2 separate regions of the Homo sapiens genome follow, and region 1 is linked to region 2. A link is a loop called in an ENCODE intact Hi-C map of the cell type or tissue named here. Cell type or tissue: heart left ventricle. All regions are shown on one strand. Links, peaks and the distances in the headings refer to the core of each region. The heading gives the core; the rest is flanking DNA. Region 1 overlaps MPDZ (multiple PDZ domain crumbs cell polarity complex component). Region 2 has its middle 51 kb from the start of MPDZ.

Region 1 (8,579 bases), core at 119-8,118, 64 kb before region 2:
TTTTGCTCAGAGCCTGAGAAAAGCCATAAGCTGCCACCAAATAAAACATAAATCCACTGTTAAAACAAAGGTAACTGACAGAGTATGGTGGCTCATACCTGTAAGCCCAGCATTTTGAGAAGCCAAGGTGAGAGGATCACTTTTAGCCAGGAGCTCAAAACCAGCCTGGCCAACAAAGTGAGACCTGTCTCTACAAAAAAAAAAAAAAAAAAATTGTTAAAATTAGCCAGGCGTAGAGGCACATGCATGTAGTCCCAGCTACTTGGGAGGCTAAGGTGAGAAGATTATCTGAGCCCAGGAGATTGAGGCTATAGTGAGCTATCATCACGCCACTGAACTCCAGCCTGGGCAACAGAACAAGACCCTGTTCCTAGAAAATGAAAATTAAAAATTAAAAAAAAAAGGAATGTGAGCTCTGACAAATTTTCATTATATAAATGAAATCTTAGTAACTGTGAACAATATTTATAAATAGTAAAAATATTTCTGACCAAAAATCTGCATTCAGGCCAGCCACAGTGGCTGATGCCTGTAATCCCAGCACTTTGGGAGGGCAAGACTGGTGGATCGCTTGAGCCCAGTAGTTTGAGACCACCCTGGGCAACATAACAAAAAATAAAAAAAAAATTAGCCAGGAGTGGTGGTACACACCTGTAGTCCCTGCTATTCAGGAGGCTGAAGTGGGAGGATCACCCGAGCTCAGGTGGTAGAGGCTGCAGTGACATGTAATCGCACCACTGCACTTCAGTCTGGGCCGACAGAGAAAGACCCTGTCTCAAAAAAATAATAATAAAAATTAAAAAGAGTTCTCTTCATAGGAGGATAGAAATGTTCTTTCTTCAAACTCTACTAGAAAAATTCAGCCAAGTATACACGTTAAAACTTTAATGTACCACTAAAAAAACAGAAATAGAGTCTATATAATATATACACCAAGATGAAAAAAAGATGAACAAAAAATACTCTAGCAATCTAAAAGAGGTTAGGAATGAGAAAAAAAGGAAAAAGGAGAAGCCATAGTAAACAAAAAACACAAAACAAGGGCAACAAAATAAATTCAGATATCCATATTCACAATAAACACAAGTGGGTTAGACTCATTTTTTAAAGAACAGACTCAGAGTCCAAATCTCAATAATGAAATGGAGATTTACAGAATAAGTAGTTTATTTATATTTTTTAAATATAAAAAATAGTATATGGGCCACATAAAAATATGTATATACATACTTTCATCGTATTCAACAATGGATTAAAAGGACACATTCTAAAATGACAGCAGTTAGGAGTGGACAAATGGAAGGAGTAGCCGCATACGGGGGGACTCAATGGGGGAATTTAGCTTTCTCTTTTTTTTGTGTAAGGAAACTGTATTTTTATAATGGTTTTAAATTATGCATGTAAAAAGCAGCTGGGTTGAAATATTTATGCATAAAATGATATAATGTCCACAATTTGCTTCAAAAACTTCCAGGAAAGGGACAAGGGAAATGTCTGAGACAAGAGAAGAAACAAGACTGACCATGAACTAGTAGTTGTTAAAACAGAATGATGGATATATGAGGATTCACTGCATTTATGTACATTTGAAATTTTTCATAATAACTATTACAAAAATAAGGCAGCCGATATGTGAAAATGTTAACAATATCTAGTTTTAGAGGCTAGGACTAGAGATGATTAGTGCAATATTTTTCAAATCCTCCTTGTCCTTGTTTGGCAAAAAAAAAAAAAAAAAGATTTCGCCTAAAACTATAATACTAACTTATTCGGGAAAAAATAATGTTAACATTGGTAAATTCTCCCAGAACAATAATTTATTCAGCTAGACTACCTAATTCCAGCAAAACTAAAGGAAATATTATGAAAACATTTCTTCAAAATATATCTCATAAAGAATCATTTTCAGTTTTACTATTAAAAACGAAGCTTTATTCTCATTTTCTGATGCTACTCTGCTTCTAATTTTACCAAGCTGTTTGAGATACAGGCCTTAGAAGCAGATACTTATGGCCCTGGATTAGTCAACTTCTCATCAGAGAGCAGGAGGGCAGGAAGTGATGAACAACTATTGCTGTTTTACTTTGAACATACGTTCAAAAACCCCACCTTTGTGAATTATGGGGGATCCCAAGACAGTATAAATATAAACCTGTTTCAGTTTAAATAAAACTTATATATCTTCTATGAATATTCAAATGACAATAAAATGAACAGTTAGTCACACAATATATATAAGCTAATACTAAATTATGGAAAAGAGGCATGTTAATCCACAATTATATAAACATACACAGATCAAAATCACTACATTGACCAAGAATCCACATACTTTAAGAAAGTTTGGTGAAAATAGTATAGTATCATACCTTTTCCTATTAATTTTCTAATGGAGGGAGTGAAGCCTACTGAAAATGAAAATATATATAATATGGAAATTGAAGTATTTTATTACTTACAAGTATTCTTATATAACAAATGTATTTATACCAAAAAACATGTTCATTACATTTGCTTTGGCTTTTGAAAGTTATTTTTATTTTTAAGATGGTTGGTCTGAGGCAAAATGATCTTTCAAACAGTATATACATTCTTACTTTACCTGCAGATTTCCTAAAACACATAGATACACAACTTTTATAAAGAATATTAGCAGATTCATATCCACTTCCAGAATTATATATATTTTATGATACTTTGAGTTAAATACCCTTATTTACTGCTTACGCTCGACTATAAAGTTAATTTTAAAGTTGAAAGGAGCGTCAAAAAACATATAGGTCAGAGAGAAGCTAAAGCTCACTGAGGTTTGATTACATAACAAATCAGTGGTGTGTCTGGGATCAGAACCCTGGACTGCTGGACTAACTCAACCGACCCTCTGAAAGGTCTGACTTTCCTTTTCTAAAAATGTTTAAACCAATCGTTTATAGCCCATTGCATTATATTTATTTCCTTCCCCATTAACCCTCACCCATAATTTAAAAAAAAAAAAAAAAAGAGTCCAAAATACACATTAGGGAACTATGGATTCTAACACCTTCTCTCTGAACATCCATTTTACATACTTTTCATTCATAATGTTCCTTAATGTATCTCTATTGGACAGGGGACCCTCCCCTCAAACTGTTAACTCACACCAAACATGGTGACTGAGGGGAAAGATTTAAGTTCTGAGAATTAAGATTTGGCCTCTTCTGTTCTCTCACTCCTTAGTTAGACCCAAAGGAATGCAGGTTGTTGGGCAGATTGCCCCTATTTGTACCACATTTTCAGTGTTAAGGGCCAAGACACAAGATGCCAGGCATATTTCTTGCATAGAACCAGGCAGGGGGATTCTTCCAAGAGCTGCCCTTGCAGGTGAACACAACAATGTGTCAATGCCAAACTCCAGAGGCTGCCCATAAAGCACTCACTGTAGCCACATTATTTTCTTGGGGGAAATCTAAAACATGCAGAAGACTTAACTTTGTGCCACAGAATTCTTCAGTGCAGTTCCTACACTGGCAACAAATTCTCCAGGGAAATTACTTCAGGCTCTTACCTCCTGCTCTTTTGCCTGCCTGGAATGAGGCAATTCAATGAGCCCAGGTCGACTGTGTCCTGGGCAGGTCGACCGTGCATTTGGGCTCTCACCTGTCATCCCAGCACTTTGGGACGCTGAGGCGGTCAGATCACCTGAGGTCGGGAGTTCAAGAAAAGCCTGACCAATATGGAGAAATCCAGTCTCTACTAACAATACAAAATTAGCCAGGTGTGGTGGCGCATGCCTGTAATCCCAACTACTGGGGAGGCTGAGGCAGCAGAATCACTTGAACCTGGAAGGCAGAGGCTGCGGTAAGCCGAGATTGCACCATTGCACTCCAGCCCAGGCAACAAGAGCGAAACTCCATCTCAAAAAGAAAAGAAGAAAAGAAAGCATTTGGTACTCAAAAGCATACCCATGGGACCCAGAAATATAGTTGGCAGCTGGTCTCTGTTAGAACCTACCAACTGCTGTCGGAGGTGATAGTACAAAACATGTCTGCCATTTCTCAGCTGCCCTCTCAGGGACAGGATTTTCATTGACTTTGTGAGATCTCGATGACACTGGGGCAGAACAATAGGTGGCTTGTCAGTTGTGACTGAGTGGCTCCTCAGGGGAAAGTGTTAAAGGATGGAGACGATATTTCCAATACAGACAAAACTGTGGAACTAGGAGGTAGGAGAGAAGACCATAGTATTACAATCATGCTGCTTCAACATACCTCCCCATCCAACTTCAGGTTTATATATTCTCCCAAGATCATTTTCTAGGACTTTCCCAACTCTTAAAATAACTCTACTTCCACAATTTCTCTATTACCATTTCAAATGGCTTCTCCCGTCCTGGAATCTTTTCTACAAAAATTATGAAGAGTGTTGTATATTGCATAAACTCCTTAGGTATCACTGAGCTATAAGTACTATACATAATTAGATATTTTTATCCTTCCCCAACCATCAGCGCCTCCTAAATTCAGTCAGTGGCTTTCATGATTTCCCTTTGCTGAATGTGGACAGGAACAAAGTTTACAAACTTCACTCAGGAAAGAGCAGGCTCAAATTTCTCATCGGAAGTCCTCTGGGAAGAAAACAGCATTTTGGAATAATATTTAATGTGGTTGTTTTTCTCTCCTGTACTGTGCTTGTGGTGACTAGTGGTTTGACTCCTGTTGGTTTAGTTCCAACTCTGCACGGAGAAGTACCACAGATGCATGTACTGAGAAGGGCTTGTGAACAATCACATTCTCTTTCTCCTTCTCTTGGCCCATTCTTTGCAATACTTTTGGTGGAGTATTTAGCAATTCAGAACCCTTAAATTCAGCAGACAGAAGAAATCAACAATTTTTTTTCAATTATCAATCTTAATTATTTGAAGATGTAAGAAAATTTTGTAAGCTTTTACTCTTTCCAAACACATAACTTGTTAAGACCACATTTAATAGATTCAGTAGAGAGTCAAAGAAAATACTATAACTTTTCCAAGGCTCCCTAACTCAGACCTTTTATTAAGCAATCATATTTCTTCAGCCATTATTATGTGGGGTACTGAAAAGTCTATATAATGAAATGTCAATAACTATCTGAATAGTTTCATGCAAAAGTAATCTCATTCAGCTACTCAAGGATTTGGGGGCAGAGAAAGAGAAGGAGGAGGAAGGAATTAAGAAGGACAAAGGCTTAAAAGCCTTAATTAGAGGGATGTCTACCCTGACTAGAGTCGCTAAGTAACAAACTAACTTTCCATATCATTTCGCTGATGTAAAAAGGCAACTTTATTCCTCAGGAATATACCCACCACCAAATACTCCAAGAGGCAAAACTTTCCAAATATATATTCATCACTGGAATGTCTAAAATGTAGGCTTGGTTGCAATACACAATTTAAAGCAACAATCTATTATTTGGGGTTCTTAAAAATGCTATTCAATAACAACTAATAATAAAATTGCATTTAAGAATTGACTGCTATCGCATGTTATAATAATGACTTTCCCAGAAAATAAAATAGGCTACATAAGTAAATTTTTTAGGCAATGAAATTGGCGTCAGTTTTACTGTTTGAAATGAAACCATTTGTTTATAATAGCTTCCAAATATCCCTGTTTTCTTAAACAAAACCTATGTCCTTTACAAATATGCATTTCCTTTAATCCTACCAAGAGCTCCATACTTTATACCCTCATTTTCAGACAAGAAAATTGAGGTTCAGAAAGATAGTGTTTTCTCCTTCATGAAGCTTTTAAGTAATAGAGCTGTCTTACCTATGCTGTAAAGTACAGAGCTTTATGATATCTTCTTTTCCATTGCTGAAAATTATGTGTACTTTTTACACTACTCAGGATCCCAAGACACACCCCATAGTACTTCCAAGAAGCAGAAATGAATTTGAAAATTGCAAACTACAAAATTCAGCTTATTCAAAGTAATGACACTTAAAAGTATCAATTTATCTGAGAAAAGACATGGAGAAGAATGTGTTTGATGTATGGCAAGACACAAGTAACAGGGGAGGAAAGGAAGAAGAAATAATTGAGGAAGCTGAAAGGGAGAAGGGATGGAAAGATGGAATGGCACTGAGATGATTTGGAAAACTCTCAGAAAATTCCTTAGCATTCACCAGGCTAACAGAATATAGAGCAAAGTGGTGCTGACTGAGGTTACAGACGCACAGGAAGAACTGTCATTTCTCCCACCAAAGTGAAATCTGATCTCAAAGGAAGAACTTCAGCTCCCTTTTCCTTCACGCACAAAGTAGCAAAACACAGAGTCATTAAGTCTGAGTCACTTTCCTTGTGACTCAGTTGTCAAAATCCTGTAAGATAAGGTATTCAAAAGTGTTTGGAAATGGGAAGAAGCATGGAAGCATTAGACATTTATTATTAGCAACAGTATTAGCATCAGAATGGCTAATTAATCATGTTTCAATTTTAAAAAATGAACAGCAAAAGGAAAATTATATATATATATATATACACACATAGAGAGAGAGAGATCTAGATATACAGATGGTACTTATAATACATCCCAAAAAACCACACCAATTCATCAAGTATTAAGTGAGCACTTACATATTCCTAGCCATGTGTATAGGAAGATTTAGCATGTGTATAGAAAGATTTAGCATGAAGGTACTTGCATAGGATCCTTCAATTCTTATTCAAATAAATTTTTTATATCTAATTTTGTATTTATAATTTTCTATTATTTTTCAGACAACCACCCCAAATTCCATATACTTCAGGCCCCCAAGTCTTTATCCACCTCTGTCACTGAAGCATATGACAAAAGAAGAATGAGGATAACTATCTAACTTCTGAGCTCCCAATTTAGTGGAAAACGGTAAGTAATTATACGGCAACGTGATAGGTAAAGTTCCGAGTACAGAGGAATTCAATACTGCCAACGTGAGTCAGAAAGAATTTGTAAGAGATATGACACATGAATCATCTCGAAGTATGAGCCGATAAGGAGAGTGTGGAGGAGAGCAGTAAAGGGAAAGGCATTTCTCACTAAGGGAAGGACATCTGCTAAGGCAACAAAACCATAAAGAACCCAGATAATTTGATGACAGTGAGGCTGCAGTACTTGGGTCCAGAATGACAGGAGCTAGGAAGGTAATGTTTCCATGGCCTCACTGGGGCTTTGCCCTGCAGGCATGCTGGACCATGCAGGGACATTGGGGAGGGAGTTTGGAGGGTACAGGGATTACAGGGATAGAGAAAATTTATTTTCTGATAAAACAATTCTTGCAATAGTGTAAATATTCCACCAAAGAGGGAAAAGAACTAATGATAATACAACCAGATGTTAGGTTGTTAAAAAAACCTCATAGAAAAAGATGAGAGCCTAGATGAAGGTAATGGCAAGAAAAAAAAGAAAAGATACAGACTCATTCATTAGAGGCAATCAAAAGGACTCAGTGACCAGTTGGTAACTGTTAGGGCCAGGAGGGGTGAATGAGTGAGACAAACAGAGGTCAACTCTCCCAGTGATTTTAATCTGGGAAACTAGAACTATCAGGACATCATTTAGCCAAAAGAACAGCAGAAAGATAAATATATGGTTTTAGAGGAAAGAGAAATATGGTTATATTCCTTTTGGACATACTGAGTTTGAAATGCCTCTAGAAAACAGGAAATAATTGAATTTTAATTTCATGAAGGTAGGAAGTTTTGTGTTGCTGTTGTTTCCTTTTTCTCTCAGGGCTATATCCCCAGCACCAGAAGTAATGGCTGTGAGATAAATTAAAAATCCTAGTGGAATCAATAACATTCCTGCAAGCTCCAAGATGAAATAGTGTACATATAGAGAGGAGCATATTATCTAAAAAAATAAAATTTGCCATGATCCTTTCTTATTCAGCTCCATACTAAACCAAAACAAATGTACCTCTAGTGCTTCTGTTAATTGAACATGCATACAAACAAGAAAAAAATAAAATCTGTTCACAATAAAAGAAGTATTTTTCATAATCTGTACCAAAGAATTCCTAGAGAGAACCCTGTAGTCCTCTGCCAGCAAAGAGATGTTACTGTCTAAATCCGCTGATAAGCTTGTCAGTCATTGGTAGTCCACACTGCTGAGAATACACTAAGAAAATTCAGCAAGAAATGACAATTTACATCTTGCTGGCAAGATTCCAGGTAGTTCAGATAAGGGAAAATTGCATGAAGAAATCCAAATTACTATGAACCTATCTGAACACGTACCTTAGCCATATAAGATAAATAAGCATGCAGCAATTCGATCTCCTAATTACTAATTCACAGATAATGTAACAAGCTACACTATTTAGTTACCATATGTAATTCTATAGGATTCATTGGGGTTATCTTGACAAGTGATATTTTCTCCATGAAAGCATTTTAAAAGGGCTTATTCTTTCAATGAACGTGACTATTTGCTTCTTAATTAACTCATCTACTATTTAAATGCCTCCATTAACTGCTTTTTACTCTGGCACTCAAAAGACTAAACATTAATATTAAGAGCACAAACCAACTTTTACTTTCGTAATAATCCAGAAAGGACATCTGCTTTAAATGTTGTTTTAT
Region 2 (8,579 bases), core at 281-8,280:
ACAGGCATGAGCCACAATGCCCAGCCTCAATGCATATTAAATAATTTCTTTATGTTAGCTTTCTAAGGAGAGATTCAAAGAATGAACATTCTTAAAATGTTTATGTCTTGTCAAATTTATTTTCAGAAATATATTTCCAATTCATATTTTCTCTTAAAATTTGCATCTGACACAATAGATTTAATATTACATAATTTTAAACTTTGACTCTTTGACATAAGACAAATTGTCTTATGTTTGTCTTAATTTGCAGTGTGACTACTAACAAGGTTTCACATGTCATTTTATACTATTTACTCATATTTCTATCATAGTATTAGAGGTTTGTTTTACTATTTTGAAAACTTCTTAATATATGAAGCATAACAATCACTGCGTTACTAGATTTTTTATAAAGACTTTCCCCCCTAATTTAGAATTTGACATTTATTTGTCAATTTAGCATCTGACAATTTTTTTTAAGTACAGGCTTTACATTTATAACTCAAAAATAGAATCCTCATGATTTTTCATATCTTTTGTGGTAAGATACTTCCACTCCCTTAAGACTGTTTACACATTTACTTATAGTTTTTTTCTAGTTTATGATTTTATTTGTTAGAGATTTAATTCTAAGCATGTGAAATTAAGTTCGGTGATTATCTAACACTGTATTTTTTTCAAAATAGATTAATTAGGTTACAAAACATGTATTAACCAATTTAAGACGATTGAAATTATATCAAGTATCTTTTCTGACTACAATGGTATCAAAATAAAAATGAATAACAGAAGGAATTTTGAAACATTCACAAATACATGGAAATCAACATACTCTTGAATGGCCAATAGGTCAAAGAAGAGCTTAAAAGATAAATTTAAAAATAAGTTGGGACAAACAAAACTGGACACACAGCAGATTAAAACTTATGGTGTGCAACCAAAGCAGTTCTGAAAGATAAGTTTGTAGCAATAAACATCTACATCAAAAAAGAAGAAAGACCTCAAATAAAGACGCTAATGTTATACCTCAAGGGGCCAGAAAAAGAAAAACAAACTAAGTCCATATTTAATAGGAGGAAGGAAATAATTAAGATCAGAGCAGAAATAAAATAGAGACTAGAAAAACAATAGGAAAGATTAATAAGGTTTTTTTTGTGAATATAAAATTGAAAAAAATTAGCTACACTAAGGAAAAAAAGAGAAGTCTCCAATAAATAAAATCAGAAATGAAAAAAGAAACATTACAACTAATACTGCAGGCTGGGTGTGGTGGCTCATGCCTGTAATCCCAGCACTTTGGGAGGCCGAGGTGGGCAGATGGCTTGAGTCCAGGAGTTCAAGATGAGCCTGGGCAACATGAAACCCTGTCTTTACAAAAAAATACAAAAGTTAGTCAGGTTTGGTGGTGTGTGTCATTAGTCCCAGCCACTTGGGAGACTGAGGCAGGAGGATTGCTTGAGCCTGGGGAAGTTGAGGCTGCAGTGAGCCATCACAGTGCTACTAAACTCTAGCCTGGGCAGCAGAGCAAGATCCTGTCTTGATTAAATAGATAGACAGATAAAACTAATACTACAGAAATACAAGGGAGATTAAGAAACTGTTATGAACAACTATATGCCTACAAATTGGGTAACCTAGAAGTGGTGGATAAATTCCTAGAAACATAAAACCTACCAAGAGTGAATCATGAAGAAACAGAAAATCTAAACAGAGCAATGATAAGTAAGCAGATCAAATCAATATTTTAAAATCTCCAATCAAAGACAAGACCACGGTTTGATGCTTTCACTTCTGAATTCTACCAAACATTTAAAGAAATATTATTGCCAATCCTTCTCAAACTCTTTCAACAAATCGAGGAAGAGGGAACACTTCCTAACTTACTTTATGAGGATAGCATCATGCTGATATCGAAGCCAGACAAGCACACGACAAGAAAAGAAAATCCAGGCCAATATCCCTGATGAACATAGATGCAAAAACACTCAACAAAATACTAGCAAACTGAACTCAACAGTACATTAAAAGGATTATTCACCATAATCAAGTGAAATTTATCCCTGGGATGAAAGGAGAGTTCAGTACACACAAATCAATAATTGTGAAACAAGATATTAACAGAATGAAGGAAAAAAATATGGTTATCTCAAGAGATGCAGAAAAAGCTCTTGACAAAATTAAACATCCTCCCATGATAAAAGCTCTTGCCAAATTAGATATACAAGGAATGTTCTTCAACAGAATAAAGGCCATATGTGGCAAGCTTAGAACTAATATCACACTCAATGGTGAAAATTGAAAGCCTTTCTTATAAGATTAGGAACAAGACAAGGATGCCCGCTCTCACCATTTCTATTCAACATACTACTGGAAGTCCTAGCCAGAGCAGTTAGGCAAGAGAAAGAAATAAAAGGCATCCAAACTGAAAAGGAAGAAGTTAAATTGTGTCTATATGCAGATGATATGATCTTATACACAGAAAAATGTAAAGACTACCTAAACTTAGAACTAATAAACAAATTCAGTAAAGTTGCAGGACACAAAACCAACATACAAAAAATCAGTAAGGTTTCTATATACTATCAATGAATTATTTGAAAAGCCAAGAAAATGGTCCCATTTACAATAGCCACAAAAACATGCTTGAAGTAAATTTAACCAAGGAAGTGCAAGATCTGTAATGCTGAAAACTATAAAACATTGATGAAGGAAATTGAAGAAGACACAAATAAATGGAAAAATATCCTGTGTTCATGGATTAGAATAAGTAATATTGTTAAAATGTCCATGCTACTCCAAGTGATCTACGGATTCGATGCAATCCATATCAAAATCTCAATGACATTTTTTATAAAAATGGAGAAAAAACCGTAAAATTAGCTCTTGGCATTTTTGTGGGAAATCAATGGATCATGAATACGTGGATTTATTTCTGAGCTCTCTACTCTGTTACATTGGTCCATGTGTCTGTTATTAGGCCAGTGGCATGCTGTTTTCATTAAAGCTTTGTAGTACATTTTGAAATCAAGTAGTGTGAATCCTCCGGCTTTGTTCTTTTTGCTCAAGACTGCTTTGGTAATTAGTAATTCTTGATTGTAGGAAATCCGAGAAATACAGAGAAACAAAAAGAAAAAAATTTAACATCATTCAAAACTGACGATCAGAGAAAGCATGTTAACATTTGGTGTATCTCCTCCTATTTCCCTGTGCATGCTTAAGAAAAGAAACAATTTTTGGAAATAAATCTTACATAGTTTGGCATTTTTTCTGTTAAATACATACACATACGGAGTATTTTTATACTATATAATATTTTAAAACATATTGTCCTTAGAGTTTGTGTGGCATTTTAGCACATGACTTCTCTATAATTTTTTCTGCATATTGAACATTTATATGTTTTTTAAAATATTTATTTATCTAATTTTATTTTGAGATAGATTCTCACTCTGTCACCCAGGTTGGAGTGCAGTGGCACAATCTCAGCTCACTGCAACCTCCACCTCCCGGGTTCAAGTGATTTTCCTGCTTCAGCCTCCTGAATAGTTGGGATTACAGGCGTGTGCCACCATGCCTGGCTAATTGTTGTAATTTTAGTAGAGACAGGGTTTCACCATGTCGCCCAGGCTGATCTCAAATTCCTGATCTCAGGTGATCCACCTGCCTCAGCCTTCCAAAGTGCTAAGATTACAGAGGTGAGCCACCGTGCCTGGCCAATATTGTTTACTTTAAAAAGCTATTATGATGGTATGAATACTTGTCTAGATCATTATGCAGTCTAATTAACTTCTAAAGGTAAATTACTAAAACTCGAATTACTAGGCCAAAGGGTATGACTATATTTAAGGTTCTTATCCATAATGCCAGATTGTATCTCGTGAAGTTTGCATCAATTAATGCCCCCAGCAACAATGTTAATGTCTTTTTCACTACATCTTGCTCTGCACTGGATGTTTAAAACAAAACACGGGCTGGGGGAAATCCTTCCAATTTCACTGGTAAAAAATATATTTGACAATTAAAATATTGTTTTGCCTGAATTGAATAGGCATGTACAACCTCAATAATCTTTAGGGGAAAAAAAAATCTTAGCTTTTTGTTCTTTTGCCAGCTTTCTTTTAAAATAGCTTTAAAAAATTTCTATTATTTAAAAAATAGTATGAAGAACTTAATTGAGCTTAGGTTAAACCTAAAATTGATTTGGGAAGAAATGATATCTTGATGATATTTCATCTTTTCACAAAGGAGCATGTTACCCTTTGCCATTTATTGAAATATTTTATATTACTTAGTAAATGTTTTCTTTACCTAGCCCCTGTATATTTTTAAGGGTTATTCCTATGTCTTTTATGATTTTGGTATTTTAATGTATTGGGACATTTTATGATTTTTGCTGCCACTGAGACTAACATCCTTTTTCCCTTTGAATCATCTAAATTGTAATTTCAAGATTAGGGAGAAACAGTATAATGTAATTAAAAGCTCAGATCCTGTAGCCAGGCTTTCCCATCTGTATCTGAATTCACCTCTTACCACCTGACTTGGGCAAACTGGCCATGCTGGGTATTTCCCTTTCTCCCCTCCAGAGTCCTCTCCCTGCTCTGCATCCTGCTCTGTGTCCCTAAGGTTCCCCTCACTGGGGCTTCCTTGCCTTCTGGCTTCCAGTTAGGTTCAGCCAATGAGGGCATTGGCAGGAAATCAGAGTGGGAGGAAAGTGAGGGAAAAGTATTTGTTTCCAAGATTTCCTCCCTGCTTAATTGGTGCCAGGGGCTGTGTCCTGCCAAAGGCTACAGCTCTTATCAGAAGGCCTCTCCACATAGCTACCCTTCCGGCCACATTTCCCTGCTGTTGCTAACCTAGGGTGCTGCAAGATCCTCTGGGGCTTTTCTAACACATGGCCCATGCCTGGGTAATGTCCCCATTAACCAGCTTGAGTGTGTCATCTGCTTCCCACCAGGATCTTGACTAAAAGCAAATAGCACACAGGAATAGTACATATCCTTGTCATTTTTCTCATATCATTGGGAATGACTCTTGGCTGCCATTGTGATTATAATTTTGGCAATCAATGTTAAGATAGGAATTCTACAGTATGTTCAGGAAGTATCATTCTTGTTGTGATTTTCCGAGTTTTATCAGGAAAGATTGTTGAATTTTATCCTCTGAATTTTCATATATATAGTTTGATTTTAAATTGGACTTACTAATGTGTTATTTTAAATTTTGAAGTTTTCTATCAATAAACCATTCTTTCATTCATCCCTGGAATAATCCAAATGAAATTTACTTTGCTAATATTTTATTTTCAGATTTTTAAAAATAATCTCAACTGAATGCTAGATATGTTGAGGCCATCTAAAACAACAGACTTAGGAAAATTAATACCCTTAAACTGACCTTTGTTTAAACATGCATCACTTTGAATAACTGGAAATTTTAACAGCCTTTTATCACCCCAAATTCCTTTTTGTGCTGTTTCCTATAGCTTGTAGTCCAGAAGCAATTGGCTTATGCAAGCGTTAAGAAGGCATATTTGAGGAGGGTGGTGTGGGAGTGGAGGAGACAGACCGCAGCATAATGTCTAGGAATTATGACTAAACTAGAGTGAAGAGTGTATAAAATAATTGTTTTCCTCCTCCCTTTTTTCCGTATTAAAAAAAAACCACTCTGTTTTTTCTATCATATTTTCTATTGGATTTAGAACTTAGGACTTAAGTTTATAGCACTTGGTAATTCCAATATTTTATACATCTTATACCACACAATACCATTTTATTTCAATCATGGAATTTTAATTTTGGTTCCCATGAGTCAATCCCATCACAGCAGGATCCTGAGCACAATATCCCCTAGAGATAAAAATAATCGTATTTAATATTTTTATGAATGATTACACATTTGGTGTCAAGCACTTGAAACATTGGAATCAAAACATATAATTGCTGAACCATTGGCATAAAGAAACTGACACTATTTTGTCTGTCCCCAAAGAGTCTGGCATTGAAACAGAAGTAAGACTACAAAGATTTTATTGGAACATTTAAATGAGATTCTACTTGATTTCATATGACTTAATCTAAGGACAGAATCTGCAAATATGAAACTTTACAGGCCGGGCATGGTGGCTCATGCCTGTAATCCCAGTACTTTGGGAGGCCAAGGTGGGTGGATCACTTGAGGCCAGGAGTTTTGAGGCCAGCCTGGGCAACATGGTGAAGTACACATTGTCTACTAAAAATACAAAAAAAATTAGCCAGGTGTGGTGGCACGTGCCTGTAGTCAGCTACTCAGGAGGCTGAGGCAGGAGAATCGCTTGAACCCAGGAGGCGGAGGTTGCAGTGAGCTGAGATTCCGCCACCACACTTCAGCTTCAGTGACAGAGTGAGGCTCTGTCAAAGAAGAAGAAAGAAAGAAAGAAACTTTACATTTTCATCCAAAATTTTGTCAGACAGTACCTAGTAATGACAAAATGTTTTTATTTGTAATCAAAGATTTACAAATAACAAAAAAGTATTAGAATTTGTTTGGAGAAGAGGCAAGTTGCTAAATTGCATAGTGGAGAGTTTACTTTTTGATGTGTTTTCTTATTTATCATCCTTTGTCAATTCCCACTCCCTAGCTAAGGATATTCCCTTACTCTGAACCCACTGGCATGTGAGAATTCCATTCCCACAATAAACTTGCTTTATGGGCTCTCTTTTCTAGTATTCTTTTGTGATTTAGAGCTGCAAAATCAAGTGTGAGAACATGCAATATCTAGTAAAAGCCAGCATTACTGAATGAACTCATTAAAGCCAAGGGGGAATTGCAAACTCCAAAAATTAAAACATCTGAACATCTGTTAAAACTCAAACTGTGTTTCTTCTTTGAGAAAAATAATAAATCTGATCAACTCTCGGTATAACATCTAAAAAGAATAAACAAAGGAGCTAGATAAGTAAAATTAATTCGGCAGATGGTTCAATAAGTTAGGAACTGAGACAACTCTTGAAAAGTTTCTGTAATTTCTTTTGAAAAGTAAATGTAAAACAGGAAAATTCCCAAGTAACAACAAAAACAAAACTGAGGAATTACATTTACCAATAGTATAAGAGATACAAAACAAATAAAAACAACTGAATTATGTGTGAAGAAAGGAAAGTCAACTGGCATGGATTTTATCAGTACATATTTTATCAGAAAATTTAAAAGTTGTTTTAAATTTTATTTAAAGTTGTCTACATAAGCTTTATTTTTTACGAAGTACTTTTTCCTGCTCTAAGAAAAGGCCTTACCCTGACTTGATCATTACACATTGCATGCATCTAACAAAATTTCACTTGTATGCCATAAATATGTAGAACTATAATGAATCAAAAAATAGGCCTTATGAAGTTGTTTTTCATTCTTCTCTCTTTTCTTTTTTTTGTATGTTTTCGCAATTGGCTTTGTCTCACAATGGCAAAATAAAATGTTTGTAGTATTTGTGAAAAAGTCAGGTTTCTATGGAATATATGTCATACACGTGCAAAAGGCATCACATATTTCAGTGTTGCTGTAAGTATTAGTTAGGCCAGGGGCGGTGGCTCACGCTCATAATACTAGCACTTCAGGAGGCCAAGGCAGGAGGATTGCTTGAGCTCAGGAGATTGAGACCGTCCTAGGCAACATAGTGAGACCTCATCTCTATAAAAAATTACCCAGGCGTGGTGGCACATGCCTGTAGTCCTAGCTACTTGGGTGGCTGAGGTGGGAGGATCACTTAAATCCAGCAGGTGGGGGATTCAGTGAGACATTATCATGTCTCTGCATGCCAGCCTGGGTGACAGAGCACGACCGTGTCTCAAAAAGAAAAAAATAGTACTCTTATTGTCTAAGAATAGACAAATTCTCAACTCTCCTATTATAATTATTTATCCTTGTTCTCTCTATAGCCTCCAAATTAAGGTGTGGTTTCTGTCTTTTACCCTAGAAATTCTTAATTTCTTCATGTGGTAGCAAATTTAAAAAATAATAAGAAAAAAATTATCAGTTTACATGCTTTATGTTAGGGAATATAATTTTATTAATGAAGCCACTGTTTCCTTAAGTTACCTCAGTGTAGGTGTCAAATGGTATCAAATACACCTACATGGCTGGGCCCCACAAACTGGCATCCTGAAACGTCAGCTCCACACCCACCCCATCCTCATCACTGTACTTTCACCTCAAGCAGAACACTCAAGGTAGGAGAGATGCTCACAAAATTCTCCTTGACCTTTGATTTTGTTCTCCATATCAGATGTTGCAAATAATACTGTTTCAAGCCATCTGGTTTTTCAGCTCCCAGGTATAGATTTATCAAGTATGTCTGGTATTTTTGTGGAAACCATCTGGAAACATAAATACAAAGGCCTGCTTCAAGGTATGAGAGAGAACTTTCCGTGTGGACACCTCCACCCCATTCACTTTTACGCAAATGCTATTTCCATGTCTGCTGCCATTTCAGTTGCAAGTTCCAATGTCGTCTTCTACGCTGCTGTCTTTTAGGCATCAAGACTCTGAGCTGGGATTGAGATTGAACTCCTAGGATTATTTCCGTGTTCCCCCATTCATATCTTCTCTTCCACAGGTCCCCT

The links. A loop is a pair of places that touch in the nucleus more often than their neighbours do. Peaks named below come from ENCODE experiments on the same cell type or tissue, not always from the same donor. Only the 100,000 strongest peaks of a DNase experiment are listed, where the experiment ranks them.
Region 1: it touches region 2 in a loop (4-fold over the local background); 4 of 110 quality-filtered maps call a loop at or near these places.

Annotation. Positions count from the first base shown.
Region 1 is chr9:13,261,674-13,270,252 of GRCh38, forward strand. The region is part of intron 1 of MPDZ (multiple PDZ domain crumbs cell polarity complex component); the gene reads right to left. Among named protein-coding and RNA genes, the nearest start is that of MPDZ, 14 kb to the right of the region's middle. RefSeq lists a silencer at 4,537-4,831. In heart left ventricle, for the core only: no CTCF peak of the experiment used is centred there; no DNase peak of the experiment used is centred there; H3K27ac peaks cover 1,837 bases.
Region 2 is chr9:13,326,000-13,334,578 of GRCh38, forward strand. No RefSeq gene overlaps it. Among named protein-coding and RNA genes, the nearest start is that of MPDZ, 51 kb to the left of the region's middle. In heart left ventricle, for the core only: no CTCF peak of the experiment used is centred there; a DNase peak (open chromatin) is centred at 4,782; H3K27ac peaks cover 763 bases.